Regions from separate parts of the Homo sapiens genome. Here region 1 is linked to region 2. A link is a contact called in ENCODE Hi-C or POLR2A ChIA-PET data. All regions are on one chromosome and are shown on one strand. Each heading gives the region's core, a stretch centred on a gene start or an enhancer-like site at or near the end of the contact. The rest is flanking DNA. Distances are from core to core; before and after follow the strand shown. Region 1 overlaps XXYLT1 (xyloside xylosyltransferase 1). Region 2 holds the start of XXYLT1-AS1 (XXYLT1 antisense RNA 1).

Region 1 (4,269 bases), core at 911-3,410, 120 kb after region 2:
ACATCTGTTCCCCTCCCCTCCTGTGCCTAGCACAGCACAGCATCCAGTCTCGGTGTCAGCTCTATATCTGAGAGTGGCAGTCAGCCCACCTGCCCACTGCCCACACGCCTGCCGAAGAGGCCCAGCTGGCTGCGTGTGGCACCACATGGTCCCACCTGCTCTGGTCCTGGCTGACTGGACCAACCACAACAAAAAAAATGAACAACGTATGACCTGCAGGCTGGCCTATGGGAAAATACCAAGAGACAACGCTCGTGACGGGAAAGTCACAACAAAGGCCATGCAAGCTTCAGTTCTGCAGGAACAGAAAAGCACATTTTTAGAAGGCAGCTGTAGAGAGGAGAAAATAAAGAAGTGTAGACAGAAACAATTATTCCATTAGAGAAAGAGAGAGAAGAAATCACCAAAAGATGGGTCCCAGAGCTACCCCTAATAAACCCTCTGTCACTGAGCTGAGCTGCATGAGTCCCACTTTCTCACGGGGGAGCGAGGTGAGGGAAAAGGAAGGGCAGACAAAGAGCGTCCAGAGTCCCCGGGAGGTCACTGGGCGAGGGCCACGACACCCAGCAGGGGGCTTGCAAGAGGAGTTTCCTTGAGGTTAGCTCCCAAATCAGCTCACAATCAGAAGCTCACTCCCATCCTAGGTGCCGTGAATTCTCCAAATTTCACAGGTCTGTGATTAAGGACTATGACAAACCTTATTATGTGATCAATGATGCTTTAAAAGAAAAAATACTGTACCTGACTCCCCCAACCCAAGACAGAAGGGAAGCCATCGCCCACCTCCCCTTACGTGGCTCACTCGCCTCTCAGGGGGAAGCTATCTCCCAGAGTGTAAGATGCCAGTGGGGTTAGGACAGGAACCGGCTCACCCTGTTAAGAAGCCAGTCCTCACTAGGGCAAGAAGCCTGTATGGAGGACAGACAGAGGAAGTGCAAAAGCCAAGGGTTAAGGCAGAGGAGACCTACGCCAGGTCCCCGGAGACAAGCCGCTCTCAAACTGTCTTGTCATCGAGTGCCACACCCGCTGGACCCCACTCACGTGGTGGAGTCACTCCGCTGCTGCGTGCTCCTGTCCACACAGGGTGGGAATCCTCCTCACCCCCTCGGCCCCATCAAGGGCTTTCAGATTTTACAGAAACGTTCCGGCTCTTGCCATCTCAGCCACATCAGGCCCGACTTAGGACCCTCTGGGACCTTTACAACCCCAGAGGTCAGTGTCAGGCAGCCCCACCGAAGCCGCACACTTGGGCCCTCCTGACAGGCAGAGCCGGTGACAGGGCTCGGGCGAGGCCTTCAAGCCAGAACGGAGAGCTCAGCAAGCCCAGGCAGTGGGACGGCAGAGTGTGGGTCTGAACCAGAGAAAAAGGCTGCAGCACAGGAGGGATGACCGGGGAGCAGCAGGAACGCTGACCAGGAAAACCCGCCAGGCAAGGGGAGGCCGGGCCCACACCCTGCAGCCCACTCTCTCTGGAGGCCCAGCTATCGCCCGGAATATTCCAAAGGCTATCCAGAAGCCAGAGTAAGGGGACAGAAAACGGAAAAGCAGGCCCGAGACTCCGTCCAAGGCGGCTGACCAGCAGGACCTGGCCATCAGCAACTACACACAGGACTTGAGTACAGAAATGAGTCTTCTCCAGCCAGGGACAGTGCACAAAGTTCGGGACAAAGAGAAGACGCTCAGCAGAGTCAGCCCCAGAGGCGGCTTGGCAAACACACCAGAGGGACACACAGGGATCTGACACCATCTGGGCAGCAGCAGCTGCAGTCCAGGCTGAGGCCCCGGCCGCCCGCACACCCTGGCCCAGAATGCCTGCTCGGCCCCTCCCCCAGCCTTCACCCCAAGCCTTCAAGGCTAACCTCTCCTCATCCTCCTCAAAGCTTCCTCTCTGTGCCCTGACAGAACTGACAGCACCTGGTGCATTCTCCGTGCAAACAACCCCCACACCCCGCTGAAGTCAGGACAGGACAGGACGCTGCTCTGCTGACCTCTCGCCTCTTGCTCCCTGTGTGACACCCACTCACTTGGGGTCCCTCCACCAACCGGAAGGTGAGCTCCCCAAGGGCAGGACTGCTGTCGTGCCCCAGTGCCCTGAACACAGTGGGCAGGAGGACGGACTCCTCATGGGTGAGGCGAGGCCCAGAAAAAAGTTGGCTGACGTCCTGGCAAGAAGTAATAAGAGCCAGCTGATGCCTTTGACCGATAGCCAAGAATTTAAAAGAAGATCTTGACAAATTAAAAGACAGAATCTAATGAAGGGGACCAAAACGGGAAATATTACTGTTCAACCAATTTGGCAACTATTTTCATTAGCTTAGAAAGAGCTTCTGGCATTAAATTAGTAGAAAATGGTCTCTACCACGTTACTATTTTTAGCATTTTATGACAAATTTGCTCAGCTGTCCCTCTTCAGAATAAGAGAACCGAAATGCCTCAAATTTGCTCCATAAGAGCTGCCAGAAAATAGTTTTCACTGAAATCACTGGACACATGTTTATACCCTTTGTTCAGTATTTGTTCAGATGTTTTCACTCAGGCAAGTTCCTGAATGTCTGTTTTTTCCTTTGCTTTCTTCCACACCAAGAACCCCTGCTCCTCCCCCCAGCTGAACGCTGACAGTCAAGGGCAGCACCCGCCACAGCAGGAATCAGAGTTCTCCAGGCTTGGGGAACCATCAAGAAATGGCTATCCCACAAATTCAAGCTCCTGGTTGTGACTAACCCTAAGGAGTGTTCAGAGTCCACTGGATTCACCAGAAGCTGCGGGATTCCACCCCCAAAGGTTCTCCAGTGGGGTTCAGAAAAAGGGCAAAGGCAGGCCGGGCATGGTAGCTCACGCCTGTAATCCCAGCACTCTGGGAGGCTGAAGCAGGTGACTCACCTAAGGTGAGGAGTTCGAGACCAGCCTGGCCAACATGGTGAAACCCCGTCTCTACTAAAAATACAAAAATTAGCCGGGCGTGGTGGCTCACGCCTGTAATCCCAGCTACTTGGGAGGCTGAGGCAGGAGAATCGCTTGAACCAGGAGGTGGAGATTGCAGTGAGCCAAGATCGAGCCTCTGCACTCCAGGCTGGGTGACAGAGCAAGACTCCATCTCAAAAGAAGAAAAAGGGCGAAGGCAGTGAGCCAGCTCTGGCAGACTGAGGGGACCCCTAAAATAAAGTAGTTCAAGATAACACCTAACAAAACGGTATTCATTTAATTCATTTGATGAATATTTATTGACTGCCTACTATGTGTCTGTATCGCTCTGGGAACTGGGAACACAGCAGTGAATGAAACACACAGAACTTCCTGCCCCCATGGAGCTTACATCTGGGTGGGGCAGATAGATGATCAAAACAAACAAAAAAAAGCAAAATCCATTCCACATGAGCAGACGATAAGAACTATGAAGAGAAAGAAAGCAAGGAAGGGCCAGGGCCCTTCATCACAGAAGATGAGCACGATTTCACACAGGACGGCCAGGGATGGCCTCATTGCACAAAGATCTGGAGGAGGAGAGGGGGCAAGCCACGGAATGCCACCGGGAAGATCTGGAGGAGGAGAGGGGGCAAGCCACGGAATGCCACCAGGAAGATCTGGAGGAGGAGAGGGGGCAAGCCACAGAATGCCACCAGGAAGATCTGGAGGAGGAAAGGGGGCAAGCCACGGAATGCCACCAGGAAGATCTGGAGGAGGAGAGGGGGCAAGCCACAGAATGCCACCAGGAAGATCTGGAGGAGGAGAGGGGGCAAGCCACAGAATGCCACCGGGAAGATCTGGAGGAGGAGAGGGGGCAAGCCACGGAATGCCATGGGAAGATCTGGAGGAGGAGAGGGGGCAAGCCACGGAATGCCACCGGGAAGATCTGGAGGAGGAGAGGGGGCAAGCCATGGAATGCCACCGGGAGAGTGGCCCAGGTGGAGGGAGCAGGAAGCGGGGGTGGCCACGGTAGGGTGAGTGACAGCACAGTGCAGGCTGAAGCCAGGGCTGCTGGATCCGATGGGATCGGATCCGACAGGATGGGATGCGAGGATCTGCCACTGGGAAGAAAAGGGCCTTGCCCACAGGCTCACAGAAACGTGGTAACGGAGTTAAATTCTGGTCAGCTGCACCTGGTGTGGCCTTTTGGGGACACACAGAACAGGCTGGGTTCCAGTTTCCCAGGACAGCCCTTCAGAAGACAGTGAGTCTTCTGGGGCAGGGTCCCCAAGCCCCATGCGAACAGGTACAGGTCAGTGGCCTGGTAGGAACCCGGCCGCACAGCAGGCGGTGGGAGGCGGGCCA
Region 2 (4,236 bases), core at 164-2,663:
ACTGGGTATATACCCAAAGGACTATAAATCATGCTGCTATAAAGACACATGCACACGTATGTTTATTGTGGCATTATTCACAATAGCAAAGACTTGGAACCAACCCAAATGTCCAACAATGATAGACTGGATTAAGAAAATGTGGCACATATACACCATGGAATACTATGCAGCCATAAAAAATGATGAGTTACTGTCCTTTGTAGGGACATGGATGAAATTGGAAATCATCATTCTCAGTAAACTATCGCAAGTACAAAAAACCAAACACCGCATATTCTCACTCATAGGTGGGAATTGAACAGTGAGATCACATGGACACAGGAAGGGGAATATCACACTCTGGGGACTGTTGTGGGGTGGTGGGAGGGGGGAGGGATAGCATTGGGGGATATACCTAATGCTAGATGACGAGTTAGTGGGTGCAGCGCACCAGCATGGCACATGTATACATATGTAACTAACCTGCACAATGTGCACATGTACCCTAGAACTTAAAGTATAATAAAAAAATAAAAATAAATAAATAAATAAATAAATAAAATTAGATGCTACTTCAAGCCATTACCTGGGGAAAGTAATTAGACTCCTCCGAAAATAACAGCAGTTCTGCTGCCACTCCTGGAGCCTTTCTTCTGGAATTATCTGGCCGTCCTCCCGCTGCCCTTCTCCCCACAGCTGTTCAGGGTGCAGAACTGCCCACTGGGGAAAAGGTGCCCTGACTCCAAGCGCATCCAAACTAATTAGGAGCCTATCCTCCCCCAGCCCACGTCCGTGGAGGCGCCATACCCCCAAGGCCTGGTGCAGTCAAGGGGAGAGTGTCAGCTGCTCCCCTCGGGGACAGTGGCAGCTCCTCCTCCTCCTCCTCCTCTTCCTCCTCCCTGTGTGGAATTTCGTGGGCTGGCTTGCTGGGGAGGCCATGAAACATGAAATTCACAGCACTGGCCTCTCCTGTTCCTAGGTCTCAGACTGAGGGAAAAGCATAAAGAAACGCTGGCTGTGGACGCACCTTGGAAGGAGGCAAAGGAGAAAAGAAAGCAAGCACCCGACACAGCCCAGCGAGGCCCCAAGGAGGCCCCACGCCCCACTGCCTGTCTGCACTCTGCTGAAACCCACATCCACGCCCCCAGGCCAGCTGGCATCTTCCACGCTTCCCTGCTCTCTTGGGGCCTCCTCCCTCACGCCCTCAGTGTCACCTCGCCCTTTGCCCAAGACCAACAGACACCTGCCCACACGCATGCAGGCCCAGAGTGGCCCGACCAGGCTTCCTCGCCCCTTGTTCTGTCCAGACACAAAGCTGACATGGGAGTCCGGTCGGCAGACTCATCCCCACACCCTGTACAAAGCTGGACACCCGCGGAGACCTCCGGAAGCCAAGATCTAAGCGCTTCGATCCCACATTCACAAGCCCCCTCAGCGGGGATTCCCAGACGCACGCTTCTCCTGAGAGAGTCCAGCCCCTCCTGGCGGCCGTGGTCCCTGGATGCGGGTGCTCGAGGCCTGTGTGGGTAATCACGCTTCCCGTCTCCACGCCACCCTTCCCCCACAGAGTCGCCTGCCCTTCCACACAGACAAGGGGCCACAAGGCCGCACCTTCCCCTCTCCACACAGCCTGCGAAGGCATCGCAGATGCCATTCTGATTAGCAAATGCTGCCTCTGCTCCACCACGCACCTGTTCTGTGGCTCAGCTCTGCCACTGGCCCTCCAGAAGGTTTTCTCAGCTAACCCCACTGGCCTCCACCTCCCCTCCCAGGGTTCTCTCACATAAGAGTTACTAGATGCAGGGCAGTGCTTCCCAGACCTTACTGTGCGGGGGAAATGTGTGTCCGGGATCTGGTTAAAATGCAGACTGGGATTCCGCATCGCTGACAAGCCCCCAGGTGATACCAACGCTACTGGTCTGCAGGCCACACTTTTGAGTAGTGAGAAGGTGGAGGTAAGAGTGAGGACTCTGAGTCAGGGAAAGTGTGTTCTGGCCCCAGCTCCACCAGAACTAAGCATTACATCTCATGAGACTGCCGTGAGGGCTGCATGAGGTAATGCAGTGTCTGGCTGTCGCGGGAACGCAGCGTGCACTCGCAAATGCAAATTCTCTTCCTCTTGCTCCAGTCTTCTCCCTGTGGCGGTGGTGAGTGTAATGCCTCAGAAGACTCTGCCAGGGCATTAAACAAAGTCATACGCGAACCCCCCGGTGCACGGCAGGTGGGTGATGTGGGTTCTCCTTCCTTGCCTTCCACCATCTGGGACTGGGGCCAGCACAGAACCTGTGCCCCATATGGTCAGGGAAGGCAGGGGGACAGCTCCTAGAGCTGAGCCTTGCAGATGGGCACTCTTACAGCCGGGCCTCCACATCCAGTTTGAGTGCTCATGTGTGGTGTTGGGGAAAGGGGTCGTTCAGGTCACACTGGTGGGCAATTCTTCAGGGGACTTTGTCACCTGTGTGCTTATGCGTGAGCAACAGCGCCTGATGACTCTTGGGAAGAGCCACAACAAAGCGAGGGCCTGCAGGCGGCAGTGGCCAGGGAACCCTAGGTAAGGCCCTAACACGTGCGGTCCCCTGATCTGCGGGTGGGGCAGCCTTCACTGGAGGGGGAGTGAGTCTCAGTGAATCAGAGTGGGTACATGTGGAGCTGCAGGTCAGCAGCTCAACAGGGATGAGTAAGGTGCTTTCAGAGGCCACGTTAACCACATCTGGCTGGGAAGGAACCAGTTAGCAAACCTCTCTTTCCCTGCCCTGTTTCCAGCCCACAGGAACTCAAGCAGCTTCAGAGAAGGTCTTACTTGTTTCCGGGGAGAGGCCAGAGGCTCCGGGAACCCAATTCAATATGTAATATATAGCAGTGTCCACGCTATGGTCTAAGCAAAGGCAAGAGGAGAAATAAGGTTGATGGATGGCTCCATCCTTAGCACGCGTTTATGGACACCCACCCAGCCTTCTCCCAGCCGCCACGGCTCTCCACACACAGACAAAAGCAAAGCCCTTTGACCTTAAGCAGAAAAGTACACTGTCTCAACATACTTTTATAGAGTACCTGCTAAGCCTGGGGCCACCTAGGGGAGATTGGAGGGTCCCTCTAGCATGGCTGCAGCCCATGCACAGCAGGAGGATCTGTGTGGCCAGACGGGGAGGCTGGTGACAGTGGCGCAGACACAGCACTCAGAGGCCTCCAGGTGCGGAGAAACAACATGTGACGCAGACACCATGCTCTGTTCCCAGTGCGTCCCCAACACACACACGTATATATACACGACCATGCCCATGTGCACTTACATAATACACATGCACATACGCACACGTGTACGTAACAGACGCACATGCTGACAAACACACACGATACACACACACACACGCATACATTTCCTCGGCCTTCGGGAAAATGGAGTTCAACCTCCCATCTGAAGTTGAACTCGTTTCTTCAGAAGTGAGTCTGAGTCTTCATTTCTCAGGCACAGATGTGCAAGGAAACCATTCCTTCTCCTCCTCAGGCCTTCTCAGTGCCCTGGTAATATTTACACAGTTATTTAACAAGCAAGGCTGAGCTTTCCTTTCAACTGGCAATTAAAATCAGAACATAGAGACAAGCTTTGTAAAGCTTGGTTTCCATAGAGGATAATTTTCTTCCATGGGTTTAAAAAAATGAGAATCTTGACTGAAACTGTAGGTACTCACGTCAACAGTAATGCCCACTCAGTCTTCCAAATTGAGATAGAATGTGACTACCTTTTGCTGGAGGTTAGAAATAGTTCAAATTTGTATAATTTGTTTCCCAATTTAATAAGAAAAACAACAGGGGTGAAAATGGTCAGGCTGCGCTGAGCGCTGGGCAAAGGCAGGCTGTTCTGATTCCCGCCCAGCAGACCCCTCAGACGGGCTCCCCTGGCGTCCCTCTGCTGGGACTTCCCATGTCCCTGTTGTCTTGAAGAAAGGAACAAGACATATAGGCCGGTTCATTTTTAATCTGCTGCTGGTGTGGCCCAGTCCCCTCAACCAGACTGCTGGCAACTTTAAGTTGGAGACAGTTCTTGGAAGCAGGCTCAGTGCTGAGTTGGTTTTGACATAAGAATACATACACAGACAGACAGACAGAGAGATATACTGTAGCTGACATTTACTAAATGCCAGTCACCTTTTAAACAATTTATATCAATGATTTCATCCTCACTAAACTTTGTGACGCGGGTTACAGCAATGGCAAATGCGTATCAACACGTATCTAGCACCACGTGTGGGTTAC

What was found. Hi-C counts contacts between places; a loop is a spot of excess contacts on that map. ChIA-PET counts read pairs that join two places held with the same protein, here RNA polymerase II (POLR2A). Pooled maps may share reads with other maps.
Region 1: a pooled map shows a loop between it and region 2 (2.4-fold over the local background). The contact joins the enhancer-like site here to the promoter of XXYLT1-AS1 in region 2. A Hi-C loop is called at or near these places in 1 of 168 maps with a recorded cell type or tissue (IMR-90) and 3 of 50 pooled maps. POLR2A ChIA-PET finds 5 or more read pairs at or near these places in 1 of 52 experiments (activated B cell).

Annotation. Positions count from the first base shown.
Region 1 is chr3:195,208,296-195,212,564 of GRCh38, forward strand. The region is part of intron 2 of XXYLT1 (xyloside xylosyltransferase 1); the gene reads right to left. Among named protein-coding and RNA genes, the nearest start is that of XXYLT1, 61 kb to the right of the region's middle. RefSeq lists an enhancer at 3,526-4,107 and a silencer at 3,621-3,794. Within about 2 kb of position 2,161, at least 23 of the 41 ENCODE cell types and tissues checked have a DNase peak (open chromatin) inside an H3K27ac peak, as active enhancers do; they include IMR-90, where a contact is called at or near this core.
Region 2 is chr3:195,093,175-195,097,410 of GRCh38, forward strand. It overlaps XXYLT1-AS1 (XXYLT1 antisense RNA 1), which reads left to right and starts at 1,414. Exons shown (of 4, transcript NR_104188.1): 1 at 1,414-1,504; 2 at 2,111-2,203; 3 at 2,425-2,533; 4 at 2,746-2,883. The region is part of intron 3 of XXYLT1 (xyloside xylosyltransferase 1); the gene reads right to left. RefSeq lists enhancers at 855-924, 1,045-1,214, 1,285-1,334, 1,799-2,998.